3 separate regions of the Mus musculus genome follow, and all the other regions are linked to region 1. The links are chromatin loops, found by intact Hi-C in ENCODE. Cell type or tissue: left cerebral cortex. All regions are shown on one strand.

The links. Hi-C counts contacts between places; a loop is a spot of excess contacts. Peaks named below come from ENCODE experiments on the same cell type or tissue, not always from the same donor. Only the 100,000 strongest peaks of a DNase experiment are listed, where the experiment ranks them.
Region 2: it touches region 1 in a loop (5-fold over the local background); 9 of 42 quality-filtered maps call a loop at or near these places.
Region 3: a loop joins it to region 1, with 8 times the contacts of the local background. A loop is called at or near these places in 7 of 42 quality-filtered maps.

Annotation. Positions count from the first base shown.
Region 1 is chr9:27,284,585-27,292,584 of GRCm38, forward strand. No RefSeq gene overlaps it. Among named protein-coding and RNA genes, the nearest start is that of Igsf9b, 11 kb to the right of the region's middle. In left cerebral cortex, a CTCF peak has its summit at 3,051 (motif pointing left); DNase peaks (open chromatin) are centred at 1,324, 1,931, 2,473, 3,069 and 3 more places; H3K27ac peaks cover 482 bases.
Region 2 is chr9:27,187,893-27,195,892 of GRCm38, forward strand. No RefSeq gene overlaps it. Among named protein-coding and RNA genes, the nearest start is that of Jam3, 36 kb to the left of the region's middle. In left cerebral cortex, no CTCF peak of the experiment used is centred here; DNase peaks (open chromatin) are centred at 1,010, 1,602, 2,822, 3,770 and 4 more places; H3K4me3 peaks cover 932 bases; H3K27ac peaks cover 5,413 bases.
Region 3 is chr9:27,205,456-27,213,455 of GRCm38, forward strand. No RefSeq gene overlaps it. Among named protein-coding and RNA genes, the nearest start is that of Jam3, 54 kb to the left of the region's middle. In left cerebral cortex, no CTCF peak of the experiment used is centred here; a DNase peak (open chromatin) is centred at 3,581; H3K27ac peaks cover 838 bases.

The DNA of each region.
Region 1 (8,000 bases):
TCTTCAGAGACTGGGGTACTTTCCTATGTTCTGGCTATCTTCATGTAGGTGGTTCATAAACCATGTTTGGAGACACAGCATCAAGGAGTGGAAGGGGAGATGATCATGAAGCAGGAGTGCAAGCTGCAGGCAAAGGTTGCTAAGAAGGAAGGGTACATGGTGATGTATTCTGTATGTATCCTATATGTGGGGGGAAGAAAAGGATTCTCAGAAGAAAAAGCCTGTCTAAGCTATGAATGAAGAGGGAAGGACAGCATGACAATTCTGAAGCCTAGGCTGGTCTGAAGGTTAATGGAAAGTTCTCCTGCCCATTATTTCTGGCCTCCTTTGGTTTTCTGGAGGCTCCTTAAGACTCCATTCCTTTGAGTCTTGTGTCTTCCTTAAGATGTAGGGGGTCCTGACTATTGGAGAGCAGTGTGAGAGGAGCTGTAACAGGAGCAAGCGCCACGTCGTATGGTTGGTGCCTTCACTGCTCTGCTAATGCTGACAGATTCACAGGCATCACCACTAAATGCCTGAGATGGCTTTGCCAGCTTGAGAAGTGCAAGAAAAGAACTCTGTGCTAATGGATTCATCATCAGGGAGGGGAGGGAAGAGGAGGGGCAGCCTGGGGAAGGGGAAGGTTGCCAGGGATTTTGAAGAGTAAAGCCTGTGAGGGGATATAAGAAGTGGGGGGGGGGCAGTGTAGCATCCACCCTCCTTGTCCTGTGTCCCAGCCACCTTATGATGAGAGGTGTGTCATCTAAGGAGATGGAGTTTGCCCTTGTGTACAGCATATGTGGTTGTCTTCTGAGAATTAGGCAACCTCCTTCAGGAACCTGTAGGTCACACTGGAATGAATGAGCTTTGGAACCAAGAACAGAGTCCAGAGCTTCCATTTCTTTCATGAAATTAGCAAAATTATTCCTGGGCTCCATGCCCTGATCTTCGGAGCATTAGAGACACCTCCTCCAGTTCTTTGAAGCCTCTTGACTATCCTTCTGAGAGCTGTCCTGGGACATTGTGTTCTAAGTAATAGTGTTGGAAAGTATGGTGACTGGGCATGCATAGGTAAAAGGAGACCATTGAGGTAATGATTATAATTAGGAGGGGGATTTTAAGGTGACTTGAAAATTCTCTTTTTAATAAAAAAAAAGTTTGCCCTCTTGGCAGGTAATGGGTTAACTAAAGAGGCAGGAGCTGCACAGGATTCATGAGCCCCCTTTGTCCTATCCTCTACCTACTTCTCTCTTCTTGGTGTGATGTGCCTGTCACAGATGGTCCTCATCTTCATCTGGTTTCCTGCATTCTGTGTGGTTCTCACTATTTATGCAGTTACTCATCCATGAGCCAGGCTGGGATGCATAACAACCTATCTTCACATTTGTAGAATGCTTTGCAGTCTTCAAAGAACTTCTATACCCATGATGTCATTCAGTGCACATGGCATGCCATCAAGGAGTTAAAGCAGTGTCATCTTTAAGAACACGGATTCTGTCAGTGGCTGTGTGGGCTCATCTCTGACCACGTGTCTGATTACGGACAGGTGCTTTCATGCAAAGTAGGGAGAATAATAGGTCATTTCTCTTAGTACCATAGGGATTCAAAGACTCATTTTTTTTGTGTGTGAAGTATTTATGAATAGCCTACCATGTGGAAACCTCAACTCCAGCAAGTGCTATTACTGTGACTAATTGGGTCTTTAAAGGGGAAACTGAGGCTCAGATGAGGAAGGTGATTTTCCTGGATCACAGAGGTTAGCAACGTTCGTGTGAGAAGCCAGGTCTCATGGCTTACATCCCTGAAATGTAAAATGCTGTGTCACCAAATTATCCAGTGTGCTTTGCACAGACTGTTTCCCTTGTGGTCCGGGAGTGGATGGTGATAGAAATCTGAGGTGTTGCCACCCCTATGGAGAGCTCAGGCATGACTCTGGTACTTGTGACTCACAACAGCCGTGGGAGGTATATGCTTTTGTGGCTTGTTTAGAAGCCTCCCTAATCAAAGGGGCTGGATTGGTTCTGACTGTACACACCCTGGATCTGCAGTAAGGGATTCAGACTCTACTTATGAGGAAATGCCAGGGGCTCTCCTGTCTCTGATGTAGAGGTCCTGGCCACTGTGCTGAGGAACCTGGAAGTACTAGGAGACAGGACACATAGAAGACTGTCCCTTTCTGCCCTTTCCCTCTTTCCTCAGACCAGGAGTCTTTCTGTTTGTACATCTTTCTCATGTCTCATTACGATGCTGCACAAAACAGGAGGGTCTCTTCTCTCTCAATTTCTCCAGGGTGTGAGGGCATGGGAATTTACAGATACAGCACCAAATGTGTGAGAGTACACACCTGTGTGTGCACATGGAGAGCAGTGCATGCCTCTACAGCAATTCTATGTATTCCTATGGTTCTCTCTGAGGCCGTATATATGTGTGAAAGTGTGTGGGCGAGCAGGTCTGTATGTGGCAGTGCGGCACCTGTCTGTGTGGGTGTTGTGATCGTGTGTGTGTGTGTGTGTGTGTGTGTGTGTGTGTGTTCCTGGAGTGTGTGGGCTGGGGTTTATGTTGGTAGAGGCTAACAATTGTGGTCTGTGCTGTGCTGATGGTGTGACCATGAGAGTGTTAGCTTGCTTGGTTTCATCTTATGTAGCATCACCTGCTGAAGTGTGTCCATGCCCCACCCCCATCCTTAAGCTTTCACACACCTACGTTGCCCACACCCACTGACACATACATGACTGTCTAGCATCATAGCACAGCACTCAAAAGTGTTCATGAAGAGTTAACATGTGTGCACATGTGTCCAGTTCCAACTGCTCACACAGAAGTGGCTCTCCTGATCCCTTTTTCTGGGCTGGTTTGGTTTTGGGTTTGTTTGTTAGTTTGCGTCCTCTCTCTTCCTCCTGGGAGTGGTCATCCTTGTCTTGAATGCCTGGCAAATTCATTTTCGGAGCTTGGCCCTGGCACAGTAAAGAGGGTTTTTCCCCTCTGGGCATGACCAAGTTTCCTTCTAGAAATGTAATTTGTCCTCATTAATCCCACTCCTGGTTCTAAGAGGCTCCTAATGGCGCCACCTACTGGTGGCTGTTCCCTAGACTCTGTAGCTAGGGAACATGGGTACCCTCTACACTATAATTAAGATGAAGTACAGGTAGGCCATCCTAGATGTTGTGTACTATGCGACCATGAAAAAGCTGTATCCTTGGGAAAAGGCACGAATGGCAAGAGTGTTCTAGGGACACCCATGCTGGGAATTCTGCTGCGGCTGACCACAGACAACCCACATGCTGTGGTTCAGTGTGTGTTAAGCTTATGCTTCCAGAAGGAGTGTCACACCTGCCCACAGAGCAGAGTGGGTGGGCTTTGTAGTTATGCACATGCGGTGATTGGAGGGATTCTGGGTACCAATCTATGTGCAGAATGTCCTGCACCAATACATGGTGCACCAATGCATTTGCTCTGTCACACTTACCTATGTATGTCCTCTGCACTAGTGTTTGTGTGGCTGTTGCTTTGTATGTTGATGTGGAGACATGGGTTTGGGTTGTATTAATATCATATAATAAGAGCTTGGCATTTCTGTTTATGCCAAACCTTTCATGCTAGAACACAAGCCCCTAGAGTGCCACCATTTTCTCCTGCAGTCTAGACTTCTTGTTTCCCTGCCTTTATCATTGATTCCTCTTCTCTCCCTCTTCCCTTCGTGCTCTTTTAAAAATGTCCATCTCTTATGTAGTGGGGGTTTCAACTATGTACAGAGGTTTCCTAACTGCTGTCATCTCTGGGTCCAAGGACAGTTGAACTAGGCCCTGATGTCTTGCCTGTCTGTCAGTAACGGATTGTCTGCTTGGACGATGGATGAGATGCCCCACCACAAAACCCACCATGGGTTTTGTAGAACTCGTTCTACAAAAAGCCTCCAGAAGTGACAGCAGCCTCGGGCAGAGAGAGGCCCCTTCTCCCCACGGTAACGGTGCAACCCGCTTCCCTAGTGTTGGAATGTCTCAGAGTCTGCTTGATGCCCCTCGATTAACCTTGGGAAGTTGCCAGGCAAGCAGTGCTCGTGGCAGCCTGCCCCTCTGTCCTTTTAACTTCACATTCCTCCTTCTATGAGCTCATTGTGCTAGGTTTCCCATGAAACTCTCTTTTCAGAGCCTCAAATGGCCTCCCCTCAATCTCCTACTAGGCAGCTGTGCCCACACAAGTCTACAGGCTTTCCCTTTTATAACTTGATTTCCTAGAAAGGGATAGAGTTTCTCTGTCTGTCTCTGTCTTCATCTCTCTCTCTCTCTCTCTCTCTCTCTCTCTCTCTCTCTCTCTCAATCTCTCTCTCTCTCCTCCCTCCCTCCCTCCCTCCCTCCCTTCCACCCACCCTCCCTCCCTCCCTCCCTCCCTCCCTCTGTATATACAGGCATCTACCTTCTGATCCCTCAGGAATCAGGGCTCTGGATAAAATTCTTTCCTTTTTCCAAATATACTGCACCACTATTTATTTTTCCCTTCACCCCAGTCCCAGGAATATGCCTCATACACACCAGTGTGTCTATAGCTAGGCTTTCATGGGTCCAGCAAACTGTCTCCTATGCGATGAGTCTGCACTCTCCTGTTGTCCCTTATTCCTAATTACCCAGAATAGATATTGCCTGTAGGCAAGCTTTGGGATTTAGCACTATCCTCTGACTTTCAACAGGAGCTGCAACAGTTACATTCCATGGAGCACTGGAGCCCACGCTATGTCCCCTTTCCAAAGAATCTGATAGACCTTGGGAACATAGCAGTCCTTGAACTCTGAAATTGGACTGGCTTTCTGTTAATGGCTGAATTTGCACTGTGTTTCTGAGAAGCCCTATTGCTATTAACTGCAAGTTGTGTGAGGAGAGGGACCACGTGGAGGCATGGTACACCACAGGTGCTCCGTGTTTTCTTGGTGTGCAAGCTGCTGACTGGGCATTGCAAGTTCCAATTTGATGGTGACTGAATGATTGGTCACTGACAGAATTCTCAGCGTGACTTTGGGAGGCTAAAAGTCTTATTTAAGGATATATACTTGATGGGTGAGGCAGGGATGAGACTCAGGGTAGACAAATCTGAGGCCAGCAATCTCTCCCTAGACCTCATTTGCCTTGTGTCCAAGCACCATGGAAACTTGTTGCTGTGGTATGTTTTGTCCTGGATGTTTGCCAAGATTAAATCGGGCTCTGTCTCTAGGTTTCACTGACTCTGCAGCCCAGTAAGGGAAGGACAGAGCGGGAGAGAAGGAAGGGACTGAAAAGAGGGGAAGCACAACAGGAGAGAGAGAGAGAGAGAGAGAGAGAGAGAGAGAGAGAGAGAGAGAGAGAGAGAGAGAGAAGGAGCAGGCAGGAGGACACTGAGGGAAGGGTTGGCAAAAAGGCACGGGGTGGGGGGAGCAGGGGGAAGAGGGGCTGCTGCTTCCCTCTGCCCTCTGACTCCTGTCTGGTGCCCAGCCCCTCCCTTCCTGTCTCCAGCACCTGGTAGAGCTCTGCTCATGCCAAGGCTCTGGGGAGGGGAGGCAATGATATAAAGATGCATTGCATCTACTGGCACTCCCACACAAGGCCCTTTTGTGTGGAGTTGAGAGCTAAGCGTGGAGGGGTCCGGGAATGAGAGGTCTGGGGTCGAATGGGTGCCAAAAATAGACCCCTGCAAACTCTCCAGCTGTGGCTTCAGGGCCTTTTCTCCCCCTCCCCCCAACCCCCAGCTCATCCATCTGTGGGTCCACAGCAGAATCACAGACTCCTCCTCACACCATTGCAGGGGCCTCTTTGACTCCCAGCCTCTGTGCCTTTGGTTTCATTGGAACCAAAAGTGACGCTGTCTTCTGTGTCCCTGCAGAGGACCAGATCTTATTTGTCATCTCTATTAACCTCTACTTGTCCATATTCTTCTCATTTGCCTATTCTTTGATCTCACCCTCCCCAGCTGGCCAGGTTCATCATTGCCTCAACACATGCTCTATTCTTTACATGGAGGCTTCTTTGTGTTATAACTGGCTAGACAGGTCAATGTGTTATTATCTCTACAGATTCACTTGCCATGAACACTTACTGACTGTCCACTCTGAGGTGGACAGTAAGGATGCTCACCATATAAGCTCTTGCCCTCTGCAGGCCATAGACCCCACAGCTCACTCCCTGGTAGACTTTTCTTCCTCTTTCTCTCTTTACTGAAGACTGAGCTCAGACCTCAGCCACCTGTACTGCCATGTTCTTGGAGCTCTATGGCTGTTTGAACTTGAGCACTGTTGTGTGGATGTGGCTTGTTTTTGAAAGGATCATGTGTTGAAGCCTGGCTACTACTGGGCAGTGTTGAGAGCTGGCGGAACCTTTAAGGTAACACACACGTGAGAGGAGCCAGATTACTGCATGAGCTGACCTTGGAAAGGACAAAGGTAATTCTTGTAGGACCCTGGGCTCTCATGGTAGGGAATTGTGACAGGGATCCCAAACTTTGACTTGCTCCCTGGCCTCATGTCTTGCAATGTGACCTTTCACTTCTACTATGACACTATCTAGATCTTCACCAAAAAAAGGCACTGGGATTTTAGATTTATATCTCTAAATCGGAGCTAAACAAACCTCATTTTTAAACAAATGTATTATTATTATGTTTATTTATGTGGATGTGTGTGTGCAAGCCATGTGTATGCCTGTGCCAGAAGACAATTTGAAGAGTGTCAGATTCTCTGGAGCTGGAGTTACAGGTGTCTGTGAGCCATCTGACATAGGTGCTCCAGTTTGGTCTCTAGAAGAGCAATAAGAGCTGTTAACTACAGAACCATGTCTCTGGCCCCCAAACCTCTCATAGCAGGTGAGCTTGAACCGGGGGGGGGGGGGGGTAAAAGTGCTTGCCAACAAGCTGATGACCCGAGTTCAAGTGCCAGACTCCATGGTGGTGGGAGAGAATTGATTCTTGAAGATTGTCCACTATTCTTTACACATATGTGGTGGCCTGTGTGCTCATACTCACACACACCGCACTATGCGCTCTACCCAATAATGATAATGAATAATATAAAGCAAAACCATTACCCACATTTGAATATTCTGTTATAGGAACCAAAATGGACCAGTCCACTATCTTTCTTGTGGTGTTGCGTTGAGAGATACACGTAAGAATTGTTCACATGGTCAGACTCTAGTGTCTGAATGCCAAATGGTTTGCCATTGCTGTGTCCTCCTTATTGTCTAGCACAGTGCTGATTGGAGATTAGTGTTCAGGGTCTACTTGGCCACTGGGAAGATATTTCTGCTCATGCGTCCTTAGCCCAAGTCCTTGTTCTCTCTATTGCTGGCACTAACCATGACCTGATGACTTTGTTTGCTTTTCTAATCCTGGGCATCTAGAAACTTTTTGTTGGTTTCATGGTACCAAATGCATGCAAGTCCATGACCCAATGCACTACTGGGGAAACTTGTTTGTTATGTTTGAATCCCTCTTCTTGTAATCCTTTAGGGGGAAAACTCCAGATCCTGTTTGCTTCCTGTATAGTATCACAGGAGAATGGGATTGGGTTACTGGGGATGCTATGGAGGAGGAACTGCCTGTAACGATGCTCATGTCCTCTCCTTCTACTGTCCCTCCTATGGTTGGAAGAATGATGACTTAAATGAAAGGGGGTAATCCAAACCCACAACATGTTATAGCCACAGCGTGAGCATTCCAGTAGACGCCATATTTTTAGCTGTCTTTTAGACTTCTACATATTATGGTGTAGAAATAGCCCACCTGTGCCAGCAACTTACCACAGAATCCTTTAGCCTTGAGCAGGCACAGAACACCTAGGTGTACAGACTCATCCCTGGGGGCCAAGAATTCTTGAACATACTTCCCATACTGTAGCCTTTGGCAAAATAAGAAATTATTGAGGTGTGATGGTGACATATTTCGGGGGACAGTTCACAGAGAAGGCTATCACCCAGATCCTGAGTTCTGTGGAACAAACATCATGCAGAGCAGCAAGCCTCCTTTTTGTGTTCCTGAATGAAGCCAGAAAAATATGGCATGTG
Region 2 (8,000 bases), 97 kb before region 1:
CATGGCTCTCTTCTGTCCCAGAAGGGGGCACTTTCTACCCCAGGATAAGCCTCTCTCTAGTTTGCCTCCTGTCCCCCGCTTATTAAGCCCCAGTGGCTTAGCAGCTGAGCTGCAGAGGATGCAAAGTGGGGAGGGAAGGGAGGGACAAGCAGAATTTATCCAGAGGGCTAACAGCCTGCACAGAGGTCTAGTGTGGTCCTAGCCCGTTTTAGAGCTCTTTTGCCAATGTGCAGACTCCAAGATGCTGAATTTTGCAGGCCTGTTCTGTTTGGGGTATTGGGTTCTAGCACAAGCTGAGCACATCTGTGCCATCTCCTAGGGGTTCTTCCTCTGCCTCTGCAGCAATAGCATGAATGCTGGACTTGGTTGTGGGTGCACTGCCTTGAGTTTTTCCATAGTGGTAAATAAGTCTTTGACAGTAGGTGAACAACCCTGAGACATAATATTCAATTACAAAATGATTGTTGAAAATATTTGTCATAGGTCCCCAAATGATGGTAGTTCTAGTGACTCTTGTACTCCAAGCAGTGGCCAAGGGAAGGGAAACACTAGGCAGATTAATCAATCCATCAATTTTTGTATTTGCACACATGATGGCTAGGTATTGGCCTAGGCTTAAGCTACCTTGGTAGGCAAGTCAACAGACAAGAACCCTATTCTTGAAGAACTTACATTCTAAAGTGAATGTATGCAAAAAAAACATATTCCCATAAAAAAAAAAGTTCAACCCTGAATGTTTCTAGATGCCTAGTTATTGATTGCTAAGATCAGGTTTCTCTGGAGCCTATCTTCCTGATGCTGTGAGGCAGCAGTTCTCAGCCTTGTTCAGGTAGCATATTGCTTTATAAATCAGTTAAAACTGTGAACCCCTCTCGGAAAACACATGGAGAGACCACACACTTGGAGACCTGCAGACAGTTGGAGGGGCTCTGCGTTCCTTTGCTGCAGAGTGGGAGGCTCTGCTCGGCCCTGCTCTGGTGCGTAATATATACTGCAGTTCCCAGCAAGAGCTGCGCAGCTGAATTTTAATCACAGCCATCTCCCAATGCAGATCAGGAGAATCTGGCTACTGCTGAACCATTGGAAACATTTCTAAATGCTACCAAATGGCAGACAAGAACTACAAAACTCCTGCACAGCTATAGTCATATGACCCCAAGTGACCTCTGGGACAGTCGCCAATTCTTTTCCCTTCATCAGAGGTCTCAATACTCTTACATTCTTATTGGAAAGGGGTGCTGGGGTCTCTTTCAGCTCTTCTGTACCCTTAGGCTCTGCCATGTGATCATATAGGTTTGTCCTAGAATGTGAAGGGGAGAAATTGAGCCCAATCGCAGATGTCCTTTGGCACGGGAAGAACCACCCCTCCTGTCCTGGAGAGAAGTCCCAGGTGCCCTCAGTGGCCACACTGTCTGTTCCTTGTGCACTCCTACCCTCTACTCTCTTTGTCATGGCTCCATCCTGCAGCTGCAGTGGAGGCACTGACTGCAGAGGCTGCCACTAGACTCAAGGAGTGAGCCATCCATCCCGTGATTAAAGCCAACATTGTCTTAGCTTTGGCACAGGTTGTTGACTTATAAGTTTCACTCCACAGGGAAAGGCTCAACACAGCTCAAACAGCTGAGGATGGAGGGCAGTGGGGCTGTCCTGTGGTGACAGAGGATAGCCTTCCCTGGCAGCTGGCCAGGTATGTGGGAATGCAGGAGTATCTACTTTCTCGAGACTCATGGCCCTGTGTGGAGTGAGCCACAGGGCTCTGATGAGAGCTGAGCTACCATTTCCCTTATTGAGGCACCACCTGAGAATCAGAGGAAGGCTAAGGTAGCCTGTCTGCTCCATAGTAACTGGATGCTTCTTCAGGGCTTTCACAGATATGGGTAGGGAGACTTTCTCCCATCATCCTCAGTACCAGACTTGGGGCCCAGCCATGGCTTCAATACACAAGTGAGGGCATAGGAGTTGTAAGTCTAAGAAACCCCAATATGGGGTTTCTGGCACCAAGGGGTTCAAGCCAGACAATCCAGGGGCCAAACAAGACCTGCTAAGGCTTCATCTCTCTTAGAGACTTTCTCCCCCCTCCCCCAGCATCTTCCCTGCCTCCAGGCTAGAATTGAAATGTTTTTAGCCACAATCATCTGTCTAGAACCAAGGCTTCTCCTCTGCTCTGCAGAATTGGGAGGGGGAGGGGAGTGAAGGAGGGGCCACAAAGGGGCAGAAGCTCTGCCAGATCTCCTGGGCTTGAATGCTCTTACGGGTGTATCCATAGATTATAAAACGTATGACGAAATCTCTGAGAACGTCACCGTAACGAGAGAAGCACAGGTGACTCTTCGGGAGGCCTAAGAAATAAACCCCTATGACTGGTGCTCTGCGGTGATCCCAAACACAAACCTGTGTTCATATCCATATTCTTGAACCTGTCTGTAAAAAACTCTCCCCTATGGTAGGTAACCCTGACAAATATTCATGGGCCGCGCTCACATCTCTACACAGTCATGTCCTTCCCTTTCTATCTTACATGCACATGCCAATGATACATGTCTTATAAAGTAGTTTTACCAAATTCATGTGTAACACCTTCCGGGACATCCCTATAAATAGTCGTAATATAGGTGTGCATGTAACACACATGCATACCCCAGTTGGCAGAAGCAGCACCTTCAGACAGTCTGAGATCACAGCGGACCACGCCCTTTCCAGACCACGCCCACTAGGAAGGCCACACCCCTCAATCTCTCTAAACCCTGCTGCCATCAGGGCCCACTTGTCAGGTGTTAGCCCACTTTATCACACAATTGTCCCACTTTCTTTTCTCATTCCTTCTTCAAGCATCGGTCTGTGGGTGGAAGCGTCTGTTCCCAGTCATCTTGTCATGTCTCTTCATTTTGAGCTAAGAATACGAAACAGAGACATGATTATATATTAGGTGTCCAGGCACCTGAGCTCTCAGCTGATTCATAATAAGCTATTTTGCTCACTTATTTTTGTATGATTTCACAAAACTTGCGAAGATTTTCATATCTGCTCAAATCCTTCCTCAGTTTACCCACTCATAAGAATTAGATCAAATTACTATTTTACTCAGGTCGAATTATTTTGTCTTCATAATGGCAGTATTATGGGACTTAAATCTGATGTAAAAGAAAGCAGCTTTGAGTAATACACACGCACGCACACACACACACACACACACACACATATATGACCAGTAGGACAATTTGAACTATAAAGTTCAGGGACATTTTCCTAGTAGGCTAGAGGTCTGGGGTCCAGGGCTCAATGAATCAAAGTAGAAAATTCATTCCCAGGTCCTTTTTTCTACCTCCCCCCCCCCCCCCACCATACATAGTATGACTTCAGATCTAGTATTTAGGCTAAGTAAGAATGCCCTGGAGTTGATCTGAGAATCTGCACTGGGGCATATAAGCTTGGCTCTAGACTGCTGCCTAGGGCTTACACCTGGGAAAGTTCCTTTCTGCTCTTGGGCTCTGGGACTATACCAAGCAGCTGAGTGCCTACAAACAAGAGACCCTGCAGTGTGGTGTTTCCCAGGACAGGCTAGGATGAGCATCTGTGCTACCCTGGGCAGGTCTAGTGTTGCTGAAGGCAATCCCCTAGTATCTTGCTAAATCAGGCTTAGGGAAACATAGTTTTGCCCATTCCAGGCATCCTAAAGCTCCAAGCACAGCGGCTAGTTTGGGTGAGGGGAGGAGGCGGGGAAGCAGAGAGCTGGAGCCAATGCTAGCTTTGGAGAGAAGCCAGCAGCTTGCGCAGGGCTGACTTGTGTCTGGCCCGACCTTGTAAGAGGTGAAGGCACAATGCTTAAGAGTGTGATTGGCTTTAGGACTTAGAGCAGGCTTATATTCAGCTCAGAACCTTTATTCCTTTAGCTCAGCACTGTCAGATCCACAGTGCTGTTTGTCTGATTCAGTCACTCCTCCCTTGGGACAGTTCTTAAAGAAATTCCCGTACTTGGGACACCCGGTACTTGGCAGCACACTGAGCACATGCAGTGGGAGGAGAGTAAGGCTGGCCTCACAAGAAACCTCAGGGCTTCCCCCAAATGAATATGGGAACAGTGAAGAACGAGTGAAGAAGACTCAGGTAAAGAAAGCCCTTTTCTGTAGAGATCTGGCTTTCTGCAAGGGTGATTCTAGGTGGCCCTCCTCCCAGGAGCGCTGCGGCAGCATCCGGTTTCTGGCAAGGTTGGCCAGGAAAGCTGGCCAAGAGGGTGGGGGTTGCGAGAAGCTGACTGGGTTGGAGGTGGAGCCTGCAAACTCCGCAAGGCAGCAGCCTGGCTCCACCCCTCTCCTGCCTGAAGCTCAAAGGGATGACATCACCCAGACTGAGGGCTCTAGCCTTGAAGGGCTTCATCAGCATCAGCGGGAAGCTGGCACCTGCAGGGCTGAAGGACTTCCTGAGCAGACACACCACAATTCTCTGCTTTTCTCGTGGATCATTTCAGACTTCATGGGTCTATGCTCTGGGGTCTTGGAGATGGCACCTGGCTATCCAAGCCTGGGGCAGTTTCCTCCGCCCAGATTGATCCATGGCAACAGGCCTAAGCACTCCTCCCCACCGTGCCAAGTGCTTCTTTCTCTTGCCAGCAAGCTGCTGTTCCATTTTTCTGAGATTCCACGGAGAAGGATTAGATCACGAATTCTGACCATGCAACATTTAGCCACAGAAAAAGCTGGTGTCCCTCTCCCTGCGGGCCCGTGTCCCCTCCCCCACCCCAAACTCTACTGGGTGCTTGTGTTGCCTGCTTGCAAAGCATATGCTTGGCTGGTTGCTTGGTGTCTGCTGTTTATCCGTCTCTTCCTACTTAACTTCTGTTTCTTCTTGGCCCATCTGGCTCCCTGGTACCTGTCTTTCACTCATACTGTGGCTGCACTGGATACTACATCCTAAGCCCTATCTGTCCCTCTGCCACCTTCCCTCCCAGAGCCTGGAGACTCTTGTCTACTTTGGGGTCACGTCTGAGAGAGAACCTCTGACCTTAGGTTTAGGACCACAGAGAGACTGACACATACACAGCAGAGAAGCCTGGTGTGTGAGTGACTGCAGGATTATCTCAAAGATCTCTGGGAGGGGATGAGGTGTGTCGGGAAGGAAGCATCATGAGAGTTACTTAGGTCTCAATAGAATGCTAGATCTTGAAGGATCCCTCCCTCTCTAGCTATTCTGAGCTCCCTTCCTATTAGAGGAAATCTTGGGGCAGGCGGGGGTGGGGTGGGGTGGAGGGATTGTCATCCACACCAAAACCCATTGATGTTTTCTACCCACTGGAGGGGGCTTGCACATAGCAGCCGTCTGTGCAGAATGAAGCCAGGGAAATCCAAACTTTTTTTGACCTAGGTTCAGTTCAACTTCTTTTTGCTCAGAAGAGGTTGTGGCCGTCTCTGGGCTTCATGGCAGGTCAGCCCTGGGAGAGAGGACTTCTGAGAAGACAGCTTAACAGCCCCGACTCCCGTCCTCGCCAGCAGTTCTGCAGGATGATCTCCCCACAGCTTTCTTGGCGCCAGCTCTTCACTGTGGGCTCACAGAGTCATTTGTCCTCTCCACAGTCCTCTCACCACAGTATACACCCTTGTGGTAGCTCACACTCACCCCTCCAACACAGCCCACTTCCTTCCTGGTGTGTCACGGGGTTGCTGTTCATGACTTTCCTGGGATTCAAGAGGCCTGGGGGATGGGGGGTGGGGGGAAGGAATGAAGATGGAATAGGTGGGTGGGGCCTAAGAGAGGATGGCAGAGGAGAGATGGAGCCCCCCCCCCCCCCCCCCCCCCCCGGCCAAGAGGGGCAAGGCTTGTCATCTGCCTCTCTAGACCCAGACTGCACCTCCAGGCTGAGGCTGGCTGCCCAGGAGGCTGCACTGGGCCTAGAGTCAACAAGGAGGCACACACTCAGGGACCACCAGCTGCTGCTCCTGTGGAAGCATCTGCTTCTCTCGGAAATCCATAGGGCTTGGCTGCCAGGCCTCACTGCGTGCCCACTCGGTGGCTCTGTTCTCTGTCTCTCTTGTTCCATCTGCCTGCTCTACCGGCTGCCTGGCTCAACTCCTCTTAGCCTCCTTATTGCTCTACCAGAATGCTCTCCCTTCATCCTTCTCCACGTCTCTGCCCCACCACATCTATGCACCAAGTATTAGAGCTTGGGTTTTGTCTTTGTCTTTATCCATCACTTGTTTCTTTCCAGTTTCTCCCATATTCGTATTCATACATATTCTCACCCTCCCCCCCTCTCTCTGTTTCCCCCTTATGCATATTCAGTGCTTCTTTGAAACGTCACTTCAATTATTCTACCTGTGAGAAGCCTAGATCGGCTTCATCGATCAAACGTCTTGGCCTCTAACTCTAGGAGCCTGTGTTAGACCACAGTCTAGACTGACTTAATGTTTGGAAGCCTACCTATGCTCTCTGAGAGCCATCAAGGCCCAGACTGTTCTGCAAAGATCCTTCCTCTGATGTGGACACAGCAGCCTGTCCATTGTGTTGGGCGATCGACTGTGAGGATCACAGGAAAGCCTGTCCACCTTGAGCAGGTGATGCTACGCGGATCACCTGCCCTTAAAGGCACCGGAGGAGTGCAGGCCTGTGAAGGAATCCAAGAGTAAGACTTTGTCATTTGGTGTTTTGATTGTCCATTTGTGTGCGCTCCGTCATCCCTGACAGCTCCCGCAGGAGGTTCATAAAATAAGAAAAGGTGGTTTCTCATGGTAAGTCCCTTAGCCAGTGTTTCCAGCACTGGAGCGACTGATCTAGAATCAGAATCTTGGTTTCTAGGCTCTCTGACTATGAGAAGCAATTGAATAGAGTTTAGACTCAGAAGGTTTTGAGTTTAGACTCAAGGTTGAGAGGGATAATAAACCAAGCAGATCTAGGCACAGCCCCCCCCCACCCCCCAACCCCCAGGAAAAGAGGCAACAATGGAGAAAGGTAGAGAGAAGAAGGGAGAAGGGAAGATTAAATAGGACAAGAGGGATGGAGCAGAAGGGGAGTTATAAATGGCAGACTCCTCACCTCCTGCTTGTGTATACCAGCTATGACCATGGCAGTAGCTGGGATGGGGCCGTTAAGCCTTCTTTTCCTCACACAGTATCTGATGTCATTCCTCCAGTCCCTGTAGCTTCTCGGTTTCTCTTCTTAGCATCCTGGACCCTTCTTCCTGCCTTATGTTTTGTTTCCCATCCTGATCCTCAGTCTCGTCCTGTGTTTGCTCCATGCACTTGATGTCCTGCTCCCTCTAATCTTCCCATCCCTGCACTTTCTTACTCCCAGTGTGCTTCCCCCTTAGCCAAATTCCCCAGCATTGCTTTCTCCAGAGGAGCCAGGGTTGGTCCAAGGAGGTCAGAAGGTGGCCAGGGGTAAACGACATGTCTTGCATCAGGGATGTTTTGTGCTTTCCTTCACCTCCCAATGACTCAAAGTCTCCAGCAGCCCTGTGCACCTCTCCTTCAGAAACACAAGCGATTGTAGGCTCACATCCATGACAGGATTGCCTTCTAGTGGCATAAACTCACTTGATTCCTTTCTGGGATCCTTTGCCAGCAATGAGCTGACGGCAGACTCCTCACCTCCCGCTTGTGTATACCAGCTATGACCATGGCAGCAGCCTGGAAGAGCCCTAACCCCTCCCCCATGCATACCTGCTTCCCCTAACCTAAGGCCACTAGCTGGTCACTCCTGAGATGCTTCTGGTTGTGAATCAGCTTGGCTTTTCTTCCATAACCTGGACTGTTGAGTTTTCACATGAACTTCTTAAGCCAACCTCTTAATTTTCTGAAATTTCATTTTTCCTTTCTGTCCAGAAAAATAAAAATTAGATTTAATCAAATTCTTCTTCTAAAAAGATTACTTTAAGCTGGGCAGTGGTGGTACATGTCTTTAATTCCAGCTCTGCGGAGGCAGAGATGGGCAGATGTCTGAGTTCCAGGCCAGCCTCATCTACAGAGTGAGTTCCAGGAATACATAGTGAAACTCTGTTTCTTAAAACAAAC
Region 3 (8,000 bases), 79 kb before region 1:
TGTTGAGGTTTGGTCTTGCTGTCTATCTAAGCTAAGTAAGGGTTCTCAAGACCTAGAGTCTTCACGTAGACCCAAATGATTTCTGATTGGTAAATAAAATGCCAACAGCCAGTGACTGGGCATAACAGATACAGGTGGGGTTTAGGTTTCCCAGGCTTGAGGTTGGAGGAGGAGAAGCACGAGGTGAAGAAGATGGAGGAGGAAGGAGAAACCTCCATGGGTTAAGTGAGTTCAAGAGAATATGGTTCTGAGGGCTGGCCAATCGGAGTTAAGAGCAGCTGAAACATAGTAAGTGATAACTCAGGACTACTGATAGGAAAGTAGACTCTAACAGCACAGAGAGTAGATAACTGCCCAGATCTTGTGTTGAGTAAGGCTTATTGTAAATATAAAGGTTGCATGTGTCTTTTATCCAGGAACTAAATGGTCAAAGGTGGAGTAGAAACCTGGATTGGGATTAAATGATTCCTACAACACCCAGGTTTCAGGAACAGATGGAAAGTCACCAAGCCCTGGCTCCATTAGCCTGTAAAATGAGAATGAAATGCCTAGTTTATAGGGCATTGTTGGGAGGGAGGGATTCTGTTCTGGTGTTAATGTCTCTGAGACCACAGCTGAGAGACTGGGGCAGGGTCTTTAGTTGCTTCCATCCTAGAAGAGGCCATACTGAGCACAGGTCTTCAGAGAAACAGCTTAATTTTCTTTTCTGTTCTGAACAGAAGGGAGAAAATCAGACCAGTAAAATGGACCAGGCTAGGAGAATGTGTGCTTGTCACAGTGGAACAGTAGATCAGACGATGTGCAGATTAACGCTAAATAAATGGATGAAAGAATGGATAAGTAAATAAATAAATAGTTGACAACAAAGTTTATAATCTTTACCTCTACTTTGGGTTGGTACTAAAACTGTGTGTCAGTTGAAAAATGCCCAGTTGGTTTTTAGGAAACCCAAATGGGGCTTATTTGTGTTTGGGGCACAGTTATAGAAAGGAGAATTCAGGAGGATGTGGGTTTCAGGAGCATGATGTGGAAAACTGAAGATGCTCCTCTGATGCTTCTCTGTGGTCCCTATGACAGGGCTGGGGCTACATCTTACATATAATGCTCCATCTCAAGCCAGGGCAGTGCCATCTCATGCCCTAAGGGAAGCCCTCATTGTTTCCAGCTTCTTTATTTTAAGAGATAAACCTGACCGGTAAGAAGAAGGAAGATTAGATCTTGTATAATTACCAGAGTGCCACATATTATAATGGATGTGACACACAAATGGAGAAAATTAGGGATGTCACTTCTTCAGGAACACACAGTGACAAGTTCATATTCCTGGGACACAGATGCAGATGTTCACAACTCCCATGAAGATCACCACTGAGGGTGACACTGCCCAGGGAGTCTGGGTGCATCCTGAGCTGTTCCTTCTGTGGTCCCTGCTCTTTGCTGTTGCTGTCGTTCATGCCATCTTGACCACCAGATTAGTCAAGGTTCTGCTGACTTGCTGTGATCTCGACTCCTATTCTTCAGGTCCAAAATATTCATGCAGAGTCTCATCTTATACTGTGTATTATGAAATTGGGGAAACCCAAGATAGTTTGTATTAGGGGCATTCCTTAGGAGTATTGAGTGCAGGCTTATCAGAATTCTTTCCTGCAATGTACATCTGGAGCATACTGGTCATGAGAACTTTGACAGTTGGGTAGACAACCAGCAGAGTGAGTAGCCAACGAACCATTATCTTTTCTGCAGAGATCATTAGAAACAAGGTGTTGGCTCTTACCTCTACTTAGAGGCATGCCCTTCCCCAGCAGGAGAAGACTGGTGGCCCTTTCAGCATTTTTTTCAGCTCTAAGCAGTCCAGTACTTCTTCCTAAGGTTGTTTCCTCATGTAGTCTTTGGTTCCTATTGGCTGCAGAGCAGCAAACATCTCTATCACGGGACACTTCCTCTTCACTTAACATTTGGGGGTTGCAGCCCTTTGCTGTTCATTGCATGGACAACAGCAATCAGCATGTAGATTGAGTTGCTAAGATAAGAAGTACATTATAGAGCTGAGTTCGCCTCTTCTGGGAAGAAAGTCAGCTTCTCAAAAGAGGGACTGATTGGCTGTCTCTGCCACTGGGGAAGGAAAAGCAGAATGGTTTTTATAAGGAGGAAACCTCCCAGCCCTCTATGCATACGGGAGCAGAAAGGATTGGGGGAAAGGAGGTTAAAGTGGGCTGAGGGATCCATCAGTCTGCATGTGCTGGGGCCTGGTCCTGTCTTCCATGCTAAAGACATTTCATATTACATCCTCTGTTGGTGATTGTGGATGGTCCTTGAATCCACATGCCTTGTATTTCCAAAACCACCTAATTGTTGCTGAGCCTTGTATATCTAAGGCAGATAATGTGCAATGTTAGCCCCTGGGCACTGGGACCCAGGACAGCAAATTCAGATAAAAATAATATTTGGGCAAAGAGTGTAAGAGGTAGGTAACTATGGAAGGTTTCCAATAGACATTTAGGGCTCTGAAAAAGTGAACCGAGACCTCATGAGGTGAAATAGCTCACCAAAGATATTTTTGTTGGTAGATGATCGGGGACAAAACTTTGGCCATCTGACTGTCGAGATGGCTCAGTGGTTAAGAGCACTGACTGCTCTTCCGAAGGTTCTGAGTTCAATTCTTAGCAACCACATGGTGGTTCACAACCACCCGTAATGAGACCTGACGCCCTCTTCTGGTGTGTCTGAAGACAGCTACAGTGTACCGGAGCAAGTGGGGCTGACCAGAGTGAGCAGAGGTCCTAAATTCAATTCCCAACAATCACATGAAGGTTCAGAATCATCTGAACAGCTTCAGTGTACTCATATACATAAAATAAATAAATCAACCTAAAAAAAAAAAAAACTTTGGGCAGCAAAATTTTACTTTTCCTGTTAATGACAGAGTCTTTCCAAAGAGGAAGCTGTGTGGAAGACATGGTTTTGGTAAATGAACACAAATCTTGCATAACAGCCAGTGTCTAAAACCCTTTGCTGGGCATCTTGTGTTTGGTGGATCTATCAGTTATGAACATTCTAGGGTTAGCCCTGAGCTGATAATATAGCTGGGCCTCAGGGCTGTTGTGGTCATGGAGTGCTAAACTTGGAGACATGCCACTTTACTTTTTGGGTCACACCAGCCATTACAGAAGTCAAAGCTCTAAATAAGGGCCAGAGAGAAGTCTCAGCTGGTAAATAAAGGTGCTTAGCATGAAGCCTAATGACCCGAGTTTAAGAAGGTAAGAGCTGATTCTCATAAGTTATCCTCCAACTTCCCCACATGTGTCATGTGCATGCAAACATGAGTGCACATGTGTGCACACACACACTAAATAAAATACAATTTTAAAAAGTTTTTTTTTAAAGCTCTAAATGAAGTAAAAATGTCAAACCAGTCATTTCCTGTTCATTTCCCCAGTTCTTCCTGCACCCAGCCTGGCTCGTGATTTTCCCGGGGATTTTATGGTTCCTTGTGTTTGGACTTTCAGTCATGACTCCTACAGCTGATCTCCAGCATGCTTCCCCCTCCTTCCCATCACTGCCTCCACTGAGAACGCCTCCACTCCACCTGGTACTGCTTTCTGGGCACTGCACAGCTGGTCTTGTCCCATCAGAGGTGTTGATCTGCCCCCATGCTGAAGGATAGTACCAAGAAAGCTCAGTGATACTGGAAACCTTGCTGTTGCCCAGGAGTGGGGCTGACTTCCCCAGCAGACCAGACACTGTCTAGCAGTGTATATCCATCCAATGAAGTTCACTGCCAGGCACTGTGATGCTACATGCTGGACTACCTTGTCTCGTAAAGCAGGGTCTGTGCCCCCCACTGGAACACCCTGTTTGAATGAGGAAACAGGCAGGCAAACAAACAGGTTCCGTGCAGTGTGACAGACCTACATATGATCATAATACATAGGAGTTTTTACAACCAAATGGAAGCACAGCCTCCATTTTTCAGAGGAGGTGATGGCATTGGAAAGGGAACAGCAACGAAACCAGTGAGTAGAGCTGGAGGAAGGGCCCAAAAGAAGGCCACTTCTGCCTGGCAAATGCCAGGGAAAGAGACAGGCACCTACAGGTCAGAGCAGATGGTGGAAAGATCCATCTCTCCTGTGCAAAGGAACTGAGACATGTATCTCCTTGATGAGGTCAGGACTGCCTATGAGCAAGAAGGCATTCAGGCTACAAAGTTCCCCCAAACAAAGCAAAAGAACCTTGAGTGAGGGGCCAATAGGAACTTCCTATCACAATGTCTTATTCCAATGCTATTCCACACATTAGGGAATGACCTCTGATAGCCATACTTCATACCCTTAGATCTGAGAGAGTGAGTTTAACAAGTAAATAGCAAGTGAAAATTAAAGAATAAATAGCAAGAGATAGATGGTAGGTAGATCTTGCTATTTATTCTTTATATATTAAATACTAAATAATACTCTTTAACATGTATAAAATATGTATTTGTATATATATATAGAGAGAGAGGGGGGGAGTGCAAGTGAGCGCCAACCTTCAAGTTGGGTGCTCAAAAATATCTAGCAGAAATGGACTAGGGAAGCCCCAGTGTGTCAATCAGCTGGAGTTCCCAACAGAAAAAGTTGTAGGCAGAGCAGGGTGTCCCTTTGGGTGAGGCTTCAGAGTGAAAGAACAAACGGCAGCAGGAAGGGAACATCATCAAATCGGAGGTGTCCCACTTTCCTTTCTGTCACTGCAGTGAAAAACCCTGACAAACAGCAACTCGGGAAGACAGGGGTCTATTTTAGCTTACAATGCCAGGCTACAGTTCAACATAGTGAGGAAGTCAGGAAGAAACTTATAGCAATTAGTCACATCCACAGTCAAGAGCAAAGAGAGGATGAGTACAAGCATGTGTCCCTGTGCACAGCCCCCTTCTCGAAGGCTCAGGACGCAGCCCAGGAAATGCACGGTGGGTCTTCCCATTTTAATAACCCAACTAAGAAAATCCCTCACAGGCATGTTCACCGGCCAACCCAATCTACACAATCACTGAGCCCCTCTTCCCAAGAGATTCCGGATTGTGTCAAGTTGACAGTTGAAACAATCACAAGAGATTTATGAATCGCCTGTATCAACTGACTAGGGGAGCCCATTAAGGTAGCAAGCTGGAGTTCCCAAAGGAAAGAGTCCCAGGCTAGGCAGAGCGCAGGGTCCCTTTGGATGAAGCTGTCAGGTAAAAGAACAAATAGTTACAGATAGAGATAACACTTTCAAATTATGTGCTCACAACATCCAGGAGAAGTCAACCGGAGAAGTTGAGGCAGTCGGCTTGAGTTCCCAGTGAAGATGAGGCAGTCGGCTGATGTTCCCAATTGAGCTTGGTCTATATGGATGAGTGCCCCATGGCTGAACTTCTGGGGAAATTCTGGCTTCTCTTTCCCACTGTGGGCACTTTTATATCATGGGATAAACAAGAGTAACATCTGTTGAAAATGGTTTACCTTCTAGCTATTTTTAACGAGAGGATGGTTTTCCTCGTGGGCTGTTTTGCCGCTTTTTTCTCTTCCTGCCACAGAGTTGGGTGGAAAACCATTCTCATACAAGGGTCCTTGTAGGAGAGTTTAAGATAAGCATACTTGGGTCTGAAATGGGAAGTTGGGAGTAATTTTGCCTCCAGATTCAGCTTTTTAGTGAGCTCAGAACATATGTGTGTAATGCACACGACAAATACCTACAGCTCTATCATTATACCAAGTGATTTATTCCCCAAACACAAACTCAGCAGCACGAGAAATGTTCCTAGGGTGGGAGTCTCTGCCTCTCTGTCCCCTGAACCTGTTTCTGGAAGGATAAGGGAAGTCCAGTTTCATCTTTCCATCACCCCAGGCAACTTGGCTTTTCATAGGCAGAACTTGCTACAGCTCTTCAGTTTACTTGGTTACGGTTTATATTGTACACAGGTAAGTCCCTACTGTGTGGTTTAGTTTTCTCGTCTTGGAAACTGTAAGAAACGTGCTTGAGTTTCCTTTTTACAAATCTTGGGAAGGGCAAAGACTCAGATTCTGGCTAGGTACTCAGTGAGACCAAAGTGGTGTCCCCATCTTTGTTTGTTGGCACTCCCATTTGAACACAGCCTGAGCACAGCCTTTGCTTCCCTGGGGCCATCATAAGGCCATTATGAAGAGCTCCGACTCCACTCCCTGAACTCCTGGGCACGAGAACTGCTTGCTTAGGTGATGCCTGAGATGGTATGAATGCACACGAGAACTGCTTGCTTAGGTGATGCCTGAGATGGTATGAATGCACGCGCGCGTGTGTGTGTGTGTGTGTGTGTGTGTGTGTGCATGTGTGTGTGTGTGCATGTGTGTGTGTGTTCATGTGTTCATGTGTGTGCATGGGATGCATGCACAACAAGAGTGTGGAGGTCAGAGCATGACCTCTGGTTTCAGTCTTTAAGTGCCTTCTACCTTTTACTTGAGACCAGTTTTGTCATTGGTTGTAACTTATGTTGGTCAGGCTAGCTATGAATTTCTGGGAACTTGCCAGTCTCCACCTCCCATCTTGGTGCTGTTAGTATTGTAGGCACACACCACTGAGCCTGGGTTTTAAATTTCCTTAATTAAATTAATTCCTTGGCAACTTTATGCATGTATATAATGTATTCTGATTAATCTCTTCCCCAGCCCTCTCCCATTTCCCTGTCCTTCCTGTCATATGCCTTTCTTCCCACAAGTTCCTCCCTTGGATTCATGACTTTTGGTTTGGTTTCTGTGACCCACTTAGTCTAACTAACTACAGCCGTCTGTGTGACCAAAGGATTAGACTTTCCTTTGGAGCCTGGTGGGGTCACCAGTAGGAGTGAAGGCAATAACTTCATGTCCTCTACAATTTATCAGTGACCCTCCTCCATGTGTGCATGGCTAATGGCCAGCTCATTCTTGTGTACAACCAACATAGGCATCCACAGCTGGTATGATAAGATTACTCCCTGCCCAGACGATGGCATTTCACAGCCCTTCTTCCTATCTTCTAGCTCTTACATTCTTTTTGCCCTCTTTTGAAATGTTCCATAAACCTCAAAAGTGACAGTATAAATGTCCTACTTAGGGCTGAACATTAACCACCAGTATTCTCAGCACCCTGCCATGAATTTCCCTGTCCTCTAGAGATATTTCTCTTCATAAGGTCAGGAGCAGAATTTATCTTTGAGAATTCACATAAATATTTAGAAGGCAGTTTGATACTCTGTCAGTTTAGTTAAACAATAGTATTTGGTTAGAGCTCACGACTTCCTCCAAACCAAAACCTCCAAGCTTTTGATGTGGGTTTTAAGGATCTGCACTAGGGTTTCTACCTTTGCCAGGCAAGTGCTTTATTAAGCCAGCCTCTGAACCTCAACACTTGGAGATTTTATCTCTCCCCAAAATCCATTTTGCTTGGCTTCTTCTAACTGTAATGGAAATACATTTAATCAGAGGAGTGCTGAGTCAGTGGGGGAGGGGATGAACAGCACATGTTACCATGGCATCTGGAGTGGCCATGTCCTCCTTGCGATGCAGAAGGACCTTTTGTTCATTCCATCATTTTTCAGTCGGCATGTACTACTTATATTTTAGTCACTAAGAAATGCAGTTTTTACTTATATTGTAAGTCTTTCAGGAGAAGAGTAGATTGACACACAGTACGTTTCTAATAAATAATTGGGTTTTCAATGGTTGATAATTATAATTCCAACTTCTAACCCTTACCCTAACCCTAACCCTAACCCTAGCCCTAACCCTAACCCTAACCCTAACCCTAACCCTAACCCTAACCCTAACCCTAACCCTAACCCTAACTCTAACCCTAACCTGTAATCCCAGGATTCAGTCGGCAGAGATAGGAGGATTGCTGCAAACTGGAGGGCAGCCTGCTTTCCATAACTAATTCCACATCAGCCAGTACCACATAGTGAGACCTTGTCTCAAAAGACCAAAGAAACAGCAGGGCAGGAGTGGTAGACACTTTTAATCATAGCACTCAGGAAA